Regions from separate parts of the Homo sapiens genome. Here region 1 is linked to region 2. A link is a contact called in ENCODE Hi-C data. All regions are on one chromosome and are shown on one strand. Each heading gives the region's core, a stretch centred on a gene start or an enhancer-like site at or near the end of the contact. The rest is flanking DNA. Distances are from core to core; before and after follow the strand shown.

The links. A loop is a pair of places that touch in the nucleus more often than their neighbours do. Pooled maps may share reads with other maps.
Region 1: a map of naive thymus-derived CD4-positive, alpha-beta T cell shows a loop between it and region 2 (7-fold over the local background). The contact joins the promoter of LINC00518 here to the enhancer-like site in region 2. A Hi-C loop is called at or near these places in 10 of 168 maps with a recorded cell type or tissue (CD4-positive, alpha-beta T cell, Calu3, GM12878 and 6 more), 3 of 37 single-sample maps with no recorded cell type and 16 of 50 pooled maps.

Annotation. Positions count from the first base shown.
Region 1 is chr6:10,432,259-10,437,745 of GRCh38, forward strand. It overlaps LINC00518 (long intergenic non-protein coding RNA 518), which reads right to left and starts at 2,564. Exons shown (of 3, transcript NR_027793.1): 1 at 2,255-2,564; 2 at 1,990-2,168. MIR5689HG (MIR5689 host gene) reads left to right here and starts at 2,071. Exons shown (of 4, transcript NR_132993.1): 1 at 2,071-2,146. RefSeq lists an enhancer at 1,415-2,614.
Region 2 is chr6:9,397,992-9,403,042 of GRCh38, forward strand. No RefSeq gene overlaps it. Among named protein-coding and RNA genes, the nearest start is that of HULC, 750 kb to the left of the region's middle. Within about 2 kb of position 1,285, at least 6 of the 41 ENCODE cell types and tissues checked have a DNase peak (open chromatin) inside an H3K27ac peak, as active enhancers do; they include PC-3, where a contact is called at or near this core.

The DNA.
Region 1 (5,487 bases), core at 1,314-3,813, 1.0 Mb after region 2:
CACTTAATCATGTTATTGACTTCACTTAAGTGGGCTACACAAATAACGCCAATAATATTCAGTAATATAAAAATTATGACATTTTTCTAAGGGAACTGAGTCATACAGGCCTTGAATGATTATATATAATAATCTTTTTTTTTTTTTTTTTTTTTGGACACGGAGTTTTGCTCTTGTTGCCCAGGCTGGAGTGCAGTGGCGCAGTCTCGGCTCACTGCAACCTCTACCTCCCAGGTTCAAGTGATTCTCCTGCCTCATCCTCCCGAGTAGCTGGGATTGCAGGCATGCACCACCATGCCCGGCTAATTTTTTGTATTATTAGTACAGACAGGGTTTCACCATGTTGGCCAGGCTGGTCTTGAGCTCCTGACCTCAGGTGATCCACCCGCCTCAGCCTCCCAAAGTGCTGGGATTACAGGCCTGAGCCACCGTGCCCAGCAATAATCTTTATAGTCAAGTTTGCTGTTGTGTGTTTTTTTTTTTTAAAAAACAGAATTAGTTGTTTTGTCTTTTATTTTGTTTTGTTTTAGAGGCAGAATCTCACTATGTTGCCCAGGCTTATTTTGCACCACTGGCCTCAAGCAGTCCTCCCAGCTCTGCCAAATTTTAGACACCTGGACTTGGAAACCCATGAGAAGTTGGCCAGCGCTTCCTTTTGCATTTATGCAGAGCAATGGTAAACGTCAGCAGCAAATTTACAATCAATCTTATTTTCCAGTGTCTCCAGAGATTTGATTGTTTTGCTTATATGGCTTATGGCAATACTTACCTCCAATGTCTGATTTTTCAAAAAAATTTCATCTAATCCTTTGTGCAATGGTTTACATCTAATTTTTTTTGTTCTGAGATGTAGACAGCTATTAAGAACTGATCTTTGCACAGTAAATTTTTCCTATTCTTAGTCATTATCCTTAGGTGAGGCAACATGGTGCCATTCAGTTATTCAGCAAATTCTCACATCTTCCGTGTGCCATGCATTGTTACAGGTTTTGAGCCTAGAACCATGAAAACAAAAGACAAAAATCTCTGCCCTTGTGGACTTTGTATTCCAGAGGAGAGAAAATAAACAAGGTAAGTAAAATATATAGTATGGTAGATAATGAATGGTATGGGCTGAAGGAAAAACATAAACAAAGACGTTAGGTAGTGCTGAGAGGGAGGGTGGTTTGCAGTTGAGATAAGGATGTCTCCAAGGATATGGTGGCATCTGCATTACCAGAGAAACATTCCAGGCAGAGAAACCAGTGAGTGCAAAGGCCCTGAGGCAGAAGCATGGCTGGCTTGTGTGGTAGGCATGAGTGAGCTAAGGACAGAGGAGCTACAGAGGACGCCAAAGAGAAATTGAGAATTGAAGGGAGTTGGGGGATGGAGCTGTTGGTACCGAAGGGAGACATTATAAAGACCTTAGCTTGGCTGGGCACTGTGGCTCATGCCTGTAATCCCAGCACATTGGGAAGCCGAGGCAGGTGGATCACCTGAGGTCAAGAGTTCGAGACCAGCCTGGCCAACATGGGGAAACCCCATCTCTACTAAAAATACAAAAATTAGCCGGGCGTGGTGGCGTGCACCTGTAATCCCAGCTACTTGGGAGGCTGAGGCAAGAGAATCGCTTGAACCCGGGAAGTGGAGGTTGCAGTGAGCCAAGATCACACCACTGCACTGCAGTCTGGGCAACAAGAGTGAAACTCCATCTCAAAAAAAAAAAAGACCTTAGCTTTTCCTCTGAGAGCAGAAACTTTGGAGGGGCTTGAGTCAAGCAATGGCGTGATCTGCTTCGTATCTTAACAGAGTCACCTTGGCTGCTCGGTCAGGGCAGGGGGACAAGTGTGGAGGCAGCAAAGTCAATTTGGACGCTGTGGCCAACAACCATAAGCACGGCTGAGGTCACCTAGGGAGTGCTTGTGGATGAACAGGGAAGAGGCCCAAGACTGGACGTGGAGGTCTCCAATGTTTAGAGTCAGGGAAATGAAGGACACCAACAAAACTCACCTAAGAGAGGAGCAGTCGAAGAAGGAGGGGAACTGCTGAGCATGGGCTCTGGAAGCCACAGCTCCAGGAAGAGGAAGTGAACAGCTCTGTCAAACGCTGCTGCTGGGTGGAGCTCCCTGAAGACAGAGAGTGAACCCTTGGTTTTCGCCATGTAGAGGTGAGTGGATGTGGTGGAAAACCTGCAGGGAGGTTAGAATCAGGGAGCTCTACCATTTTAGCCAAATTCACTACATAAAACCTAGGCACTGCTAAGCAATTTACTCACCCCTTTGATCCTCAGCGGTCTCATTAGTAACACAGATGGAATGATTCCTACCTCAGGCTGGTGAGCTCTTAAAGAGACAATGTTAGGAGTATTCATTTGCTAGGATGGCCTTCACAAAATACAACCGACCTGAATTGCAAACATTTATTTTCTCACAGTTCCGGAGGCTGGAAGTCCAAGATGGAGCTGCTGTGAGGGTTGGTTTCCGGTGAGGCCTTTCTTCCTAGCTCGTAGACAGCCACCTTCTCTCTGTGTCCTCACATGGCTTTTCTTTTGTGTCCATGCCGAGAGAGAGGACTCTCTGAGGACTCTCCCTCTTCTTGTAAGGACACCAGTCCTATCAGACTAGGGCCCCACTCTTATGACCTCATTTAATTTAATTATGTCTGTAAAGGCCCCTGCTCCAAATATAGTCACATTGAGGATTATGGCTTCATAATCCTGTGACTCTGGGGAGAGGACACATTTCAGTCCATAACAAAGCCCTTAGTGTGTTTTAGTGCTCAAAACTGTTCATTCATACCTCGGTTATTCCATTATTATTGCCTACGATATTACCACTTCAGGGTTTTTGTTATTTTTTACAATATAGAGCACAACGTATAATAAACTACACATACGAATTCTCATTGAGGAATTACAGAAAATATATCTATCGCGTCTAACAAGGTTTAATTAGCATCTTGGAAAAAAAAAAAAACACCTACGTTTTTAAGGAAAAAGTTGGCCAATACTGCCATCTGTTGGAATTTTGGTCAAAGCTCATGTGTTGGACTTTACTCATTCTTTGTCAATATCTTTTCTTTCTTTCTTTCTTTCTTTTTTTCTGAGACGGAGCCTTGCTCTGTTACCCAGGCTGGAGTGTGGTGGCGCGATCTCGGCTCACTGCAACCTCCGCCTCCTAGGTTCAAGCGATTCTCCTGCCTTGGCCTCCTGAGTAGCTGGAATTACAGGCACGCGCCACCACGCCCGGCTAATTTTTGTATTTTTAGTAGAGACGGAGTTTCACCATGTTGGTCAGGCTGGTTTCGAACTCCTGACCTCGTGATCCACCCACCTCGGCCTCCCAAAGTGCTGGAATTACAGGCGTGAGCCACCGCGCCCGGCCCTTTGTCAACATCTTATATGTTGCTGTGATTATTTTCTTCCCTAATAAGTGTAAAATTGGATGATTTTGTTTTCAATTTAAACCTACAATAAGTATTCTAAGAAATACACAAAGATTCTACTATGACAGAATGAGTCTTTTCCTACTTGCGACATTCATTCTAAATTTCACAAATGCAAGTTGTGGAAAGAGAGACATTGATGGAAAAATTTCTACTTTTGGAGACAAATTCTCATTCGCATTAGTTTTATTTTTATTTCTCAATTATAAGTTATTTGGCGTTCTGGCTCACCTAATCCGTGAACCAAGAGGGTTGCTTTCGGAAGCCTACTAGTGGAAAATGAAAGTTTCAGATCTGAAGCTAGCAAATGCTCACTTGCTGATGATGAGGAACAAGTTCTATTATAATAGAGTTGGTTACAAGGCTATGCAGCAAGAAAAAGGTGCTCAGCTTTATGAGAGAAGTGCAACAGATATTGGAATGTGGTGGCCTTGATGATGCTGTTCTTAGGAGACTCCATAGGCATTCTTTTTTTTTTTTTGAGACGGAATCTCGCTCCGTCGCCCACTCGCCACCGCGCCCGGCTAATTTTTTTGTATTTTTAGTAGAGACAGGGTTTCACTGTGTTAGCCAGGATGGTTTCCATCTCCTGACCTCGTGATCCGCCCGCCTCGGCCTCCCAAAGTGCTGGGATTACAGGCATGAGCCACCGCGCCCGGCCGCAGTAGGCATTCTTATACTTTGATGGGAGTAGTGTAATATGGTATAGCTTCTTTGTGAAATCGATCCAAATAAATATGAGCACACCTTTGAACCTAGCGACTCCACTTGTTGGAATTTATCCTACAGATGGAGTTGCAAGTGTGCGAAATGATGGGTTTATATATCGTGACTTTTTTAATAATAGCAAAGACTGGAAACAGTCTAAATGCTATCAATAAGACACATTTAAATAAATGATGGGTCAGTCGTATAAAGGAATAACATTCAGTCATTACAAGGAATGAGGCAGTTCTCTATGTACTCTACAGATTCATTTCCAAGACATATTGTTAAGGAAGAAAGCAAGGTGTAGTGCACTAGGTATGGTATACACATGTGTTAAGAATTGTGTTTTACTGTAGTATACCATACCTTATATGTTTAATAGAACATATCTCATCTATATTTTGTAATTCATTTTTATAAAACTGCCTGTAAATAGAAAAATTTTATTATCTCTTTCATGTCTACAGCTTCTACATTTATGTCCCCTCTTACTTTTTTTTTTTTTGGAGAGACAGTGTCTCACTATGTTGCCTAGACCAGTTTCAAACTCCTGGGCTCAAGTGATCCTTCTGCCTCAGCCTCCCAAAGCGTTGGAACTACAGGTGTGAGCCAGCCCGCCTGGCCCCTCTTACATTCTTTGTTGTTGTTGTTTTGTTGTTGTTGTCTTTGTTGTTTTTTGAAGCAGAGTCTCCCTCTGTGGCCCAGGCTGGAGTGCAGTGGCTTGATCGTGGCTCACTGCAACCTCCGCCTCCCAGGTTCAAGCCATTCTCCTGCCTCAGCTTCCCGAGTAGCTAGGACTGTAGGCATATGCCACCACGCCCAGCTAATTTTTTTTATAATTTTAGTAGAGATGGGTTTTCACCATGTTGGCCAGGCTGGCCTCAAGCTCCTGACCTCCAGTGATCTTCCTGCCTTGGCCTCCCAAAATGCTGGGATTACAGGCATGAGCCACTGGGCCGAGCCCCCTTACATTCTTAATATAGTTTATTTGTGTCCTTTCTTTTTTCACTTTTTCACTCTTGCTTACAGGTTTTTCAATTGTGTTAGGCTTTTTAAAGAACTGCTTGTCTTTGTAATGCTCTATATTATAAATTTTAGTTGTATTTATTTACTTCTGCTCTTACATTAATTTTTCATTTTTGATCTTTGAATTTATTTTGCTGTTGTTTTCTAATTCTAATTTGGATGACTAGCTAATTAAAAAAAATGTTTTCCCACTTCTTAAATGTCAGCATTTATAGGCTTTTGCGCTATACATTTCACTCAAAGTAGATTTTGTGAAATGCCACAATATTTGGCATGTGGCATTTTCACAATTGTCAATTCAAAATGTTTTCTAGTTTTCAGTGTGACTTA
Region 2 (5,051 bases), core at 35-2,534:
CCAGGAATTCCAATCTATTTTGAGACAGAAAAGAATATCATCTCAGAGGCATATTCTTAAGCTGGCTGTAGCTGGTGGGTGAGGCGTGCCCTGTGGAAGCCTTTTTCAGCAGCAGGCCTTGGTGCCCTGGCACCTGCAGGCTTGTTAAGCAGCCGGGCCTGATATCTTCACCCATTACTCTGAGAAAGCACTTGAATGACAGGCACCGAGCCAGTGTTTACCCTGTGGGGCTCGTGACACACACAGTGTCTGTCAACACTTCCTATCACTCTCCTGCTTATGCAGACTTTTTTTTTTTTGCCTGATGTATTCATCACCAGACTGCAGACACCTAGTTAATCCATTTAGAACCTATCACCTCTGTTCATCGGCTCATAAACCTATTACATTGGAGGCGCAGTTCTGAGGGACACAGGTGCCAGACCAGTGCACAAAACCCAATTGAGTTATGTAGCAGGCAGTGAGGGGCCTCTAATCACCATGCTGACTGCATGGGGAATTGCCCGTGTTATGTGGTAGCAGCCACTTTATTAAATATCGATTTAAATCACGGCCTTTAATCAAATCGGATAGAAGACCTTTTTCACCTTCGCCCCTCTTCGGCTCCTCCTCGCCCTCCTCCTTTTCCAATCAGCCTGCCTGGTGACATCCGAGCTGAGGGATGAATAGTCAGCAAGGAGTTCACCAGCAAACCCTTTTCAACAGTAATGAGGCATTTGTGATAATCGAGTGATGAAATGTAAATGGGCAGTAATGAGCACAATTACATCCACTAGGGAACCATCAACGTGGCTTCTTTCCTCACAGATAGATAAGCTCTTTCCCTGTCATTGCCTACTGCTGACTTCACTGGGAGGCAGGGTGCCCAGCGAGCGCAGGGTGGGGGCGCGCCCTGGGATGGGTGGGGAGGCTGAGAACTGGCGGAGAGCAGGGCCGTGGCAGCGGGCGGGGCGGAGAGAACCCCCACCCGCACTACAAGGCCTTGAGCACCCGGGCCTTGCGGTTCCTCTGCCGGCTCCCATCCTTCTCCGCCTCTCCTCCTCCTTCCCTCCGAGGACGCTGGGGCTCCATTTGCCGCGCGGCTGGAAAGTCGCCTGCGTGCGCTAATGAGCTCAAGGTGAGCCGCGGCCTGTTGGTTACATTGAAAAACTGTGCGGAGTGACCGGGGCCGGCTGCGTGTGAGCAGAGACTGAAGCCAAGAAATGGGAGCCTTGCCAGGAAGCACGAGTGCCACCGCTGCTTGTGTCATCTTTGTAGTCAGGCGACCAACAGCGGAGAAAGACGCCGGCATTTCCAGGAAAGCGGGCAGCCCCGCGCATCTGCCACCGGCCTACCCAGACTCTGGCTTGGCCTGGCGCGATGTGTTGACAGGCCGGGGATGGTCTACCCACTGCAGACCAAATCTCAGAGGATGGGAAATGTTTTGTGGTTTTAAAAATTCTAAAATAACTTCGGAACAACATAGGGTGCCCTTGACATAAGAAATATGCTAAGAAGGTGTTTTACGAACGCAGTAAATGAATTACTGGTTCACCACTGTGATTTTATTGTGCATATATAGTCGTATTACAAATGATACATATATTCCTTATGAATAATTTTCTAAAGTGAATTGTGTTGATGTATAGATGTAACGGATCAGTTAGCAAAGTGAAAATTGATTTTAATAATTTTTCATCAATTAAAAGTCCACCATGATCATTTTGTATTCAAAAAAGTTAAAATTTTTAAAATATTTCTTTTGTGTGTGGTAGAAACTACCTATCTCTTTTATTTTGTTCTTTGAACTTTTCATCATTAAATGGAAAGCCAGAGTTGTCAAATTATAATAAAATATTAGGCCAAATTCTGTCCACAGAACAGTCTACAAAATTTACATGACTATTGGTCAATATGAGAAATGCATGTATGGTTTAATAATGTTTTTTGGCCCCAAGACAATTTGACATGTGGAGGCATTTTTTTTCCTTCAATTTCTCAAGTGTTTACTTTCAGCACTACTTTTTCTTGGAATATTCATTTCAAAGAGTACTGTGTTTATGGAACGCTCAGGTCCATGCGTGTTTTCTTCTTCATATCCTTGAACATATGTGGAAAGTTCAATAAAATGACTCACTCAGTAAACTGATGAATTGGCTGTTGGCGAACTGGTCATTTGGTTTATCACATATTCAGTAAATAGCCTTTTGGCAAGCCGACTTTTGTTCAACTGGCTTTCAAAACTTTGAATGCACTTAGAAAGCTATAGTGATTGTTAAAAAATGCCAATCCAACCAAATTAAAACAAAATCAATCTCATCTACTAATTTACTATAAAACGGTAATATCTCATCAAATCATGACCCTGGGCTACTGCAAGAACCTTACTCTTCTGACTAAGATGTATATCAGAAACTTACTGAGGCCGTAAATATGCAAGCAATGAAAATTTGAGAGTTTAGCATGGCATAAAACATCTTCTCCATGCCCGGCCTTGCCTGTTCCTGCAACCTTGCTTCTTTCAACTCTTCAACTTGTAGTCTGTCCTCTGGGTAACTGAAATGTAGTAGTTCCCTACAAACATTGTGCAATTTCACACCTCCATGCCTTTGTTTATGCCAGTCTTTCTATCCTGAGGACTCTACCCTTGCGTTCTTTTTTGCCTTCTTATTCTTCATCAATGGGCAACCTGCGCATCCCTTCCTCCTTGAGAAGCCTTGCCGAGTTCCCAAGACTACATTATTTTTTGTTTGTTTTTTCAGCATCAATTGCTTTATTTGTTTCTTAGTTCTGTATAGCATATTTTATTCATAGTAAAATCCTTGGGGTTAAACAGCCAAAGATCAATTTTTAGGTTTATATCTCTCCCATGTAGTTTATTGCCTCAAGCATAGTAGTTTCTCAGTAAATGTTTAGTAACTAGAAATGGAAAAGTTTTAATTCACCTCTCTGACTTAATAAGTTCTCAGAGTTGAACCTAATTGCATTTTAGCTTTGTCTTTTTATTTCTTACCTTTTATCTCTTACTCCTTAAAAAGCAGAGTCAGAAAATAACCATTAAATCAAACGTTCTATGAGGTTGTGTGTTCATGAAACCTTAAAAAAATTATCTCTTCCTTTCTGGTAGAATAAAACTCAATCTTCTCAGTATGATTGTTTTACTGAGAATCTGACAGGAACAAAGGTATAGATCTATCACTTAAAGAATGCTTTATTTGTGGTTGTTTTTTTCTTTCAAAAACAGTTTGCATGAAATGACAACATAAGAATAGCTGACCTAGTTAAGAGAACAAGCTGCTTAAACAATATGGAACCATGTATTTGAATTTAAAATTGCACAACAATAAATCCTTTTAGATATATTAATTGAAATAGATAACCCATTTAGAAAAAAAAGAAGATGACTACTTGGTAACAGATTTTTGTCTGGTTAAAAATCTCATAATAGATGTTTCTCTAATTCAGACTGCCTTTGCTTACAATTCATTATGATCCAGTGGGCTGGAAGGTACCAGTGTTAAGCTATTTCTTTTGTTCATTTTTTGGTGACTTTTCCTCCAAGCTAACTCTTTAGTATTATTTCACTAGTGCTTAGCAGCTCTTCCATAAGAAGAAATTGGAAATATAATCCAGTAAATTGCATTAATTTGGGGATGGGAGCAAGACACACATTTTAAGAAAAAGTTGGCAGAATGAGATGAAAATTTAAAAATTATAATTTTCAGTTAGTCACTCCTTTATTTTGAGCTTGCTGCATTATATGGAATTCTGAAATATGCCTAATTTTAAATGCACATATATCATTTTATCATTGTATTCATTTATTATTTTGTAAAAATCTGTTAACAGTAAGCCTAAAGGCCATACTTAAGCTACCATCCTAAAAAAAATATGAAGAAGCTCATTTGAGTCTTTTAGAAACAACATCAGTCTATTATATACAGCACATATCAACAATACATTTCACTTTCAAACTATCGCATAACCCATCCTGCAGTTATTCATGGATGCGTTTAGAGGAGGTTATTTTCCCCCTGACAAAAATGGGCCATTTTTCCCTGTTTAGCAAAATCTGGAACACAGATCATTATAGTGCTTTTGGCAGCTAATTTGAACATCAGTGACTCAACTTTGAGAAGAGCCTTTTTTCTGCCCTAAAGAATCTCTGAGTTTTCAGACTCCAGTAATTGAAAAATCCCCAAACACTCACTCACAGAGGAGATACACATTACTGCAGGAACAGTCTACAAATTGTAAAGTATTCAATTTACATCCCTAGCACCTCAGGGCAGTTCTGAAGAATTTATATCTTTGGGAACCTTTGAACTAACAAAAGATAACATTTCACAGTAAAGTCTACTTGCATAAAAGTTTTTAACTCCCTTCTTTCCTTTTGCAAAGAAACTACTTCTTTCACTTGCAATTCTAACTAGGAAAAGTTTATATTCACTAAGACGCAACCATAAAAAAGGTCGGACAGAAAATAAAAGAAAGAAAGAAAAAAACTCACAAGATGATGCCTGAATTTATGTTAATCACTCCCAAGCCCCCATGGCATGGTTATTACAACTCTTAGTTTTAAAATAACAAAGCACAAAATGATTTTATTTTTGTGATTGTACTTCAAATTTGAAGAAAAACATGATAAAGGGGTGGATTTTTATTGGATCCTTATTGCTTTTATTGGAACATTAAAATTTGGAGCATCCATGCAGGCAACCCCTTGTCAAAAGGTTCTGATTAACAAATAAAAATTCTTCTCCTTGTTAATTACCACATATACTTCCACAGCCAATGAACCTTAAATGATTCATTTAATTTAAAAAATATGGCTCTATAGTATTTGGTTTTCCTTATTTCCCAGCTTTTGTAAGTGAAGCAGTAAGAAATCTGCAACGGATTAAATTGGACCTATATTTTCTAGGTAGGGAATGGTTTTTCTCCGCCCCTCCCTCTGGCTTTTTTTTTTTCTTTCTTCCTTCCTTTTTTTTTTTTTTTTTTTTTGAGATAGAGTTTCGCTCTTGTTGCCCAGGCTGGAGTGCGATGGCACGATCTCGGCTCACTGCAACCTC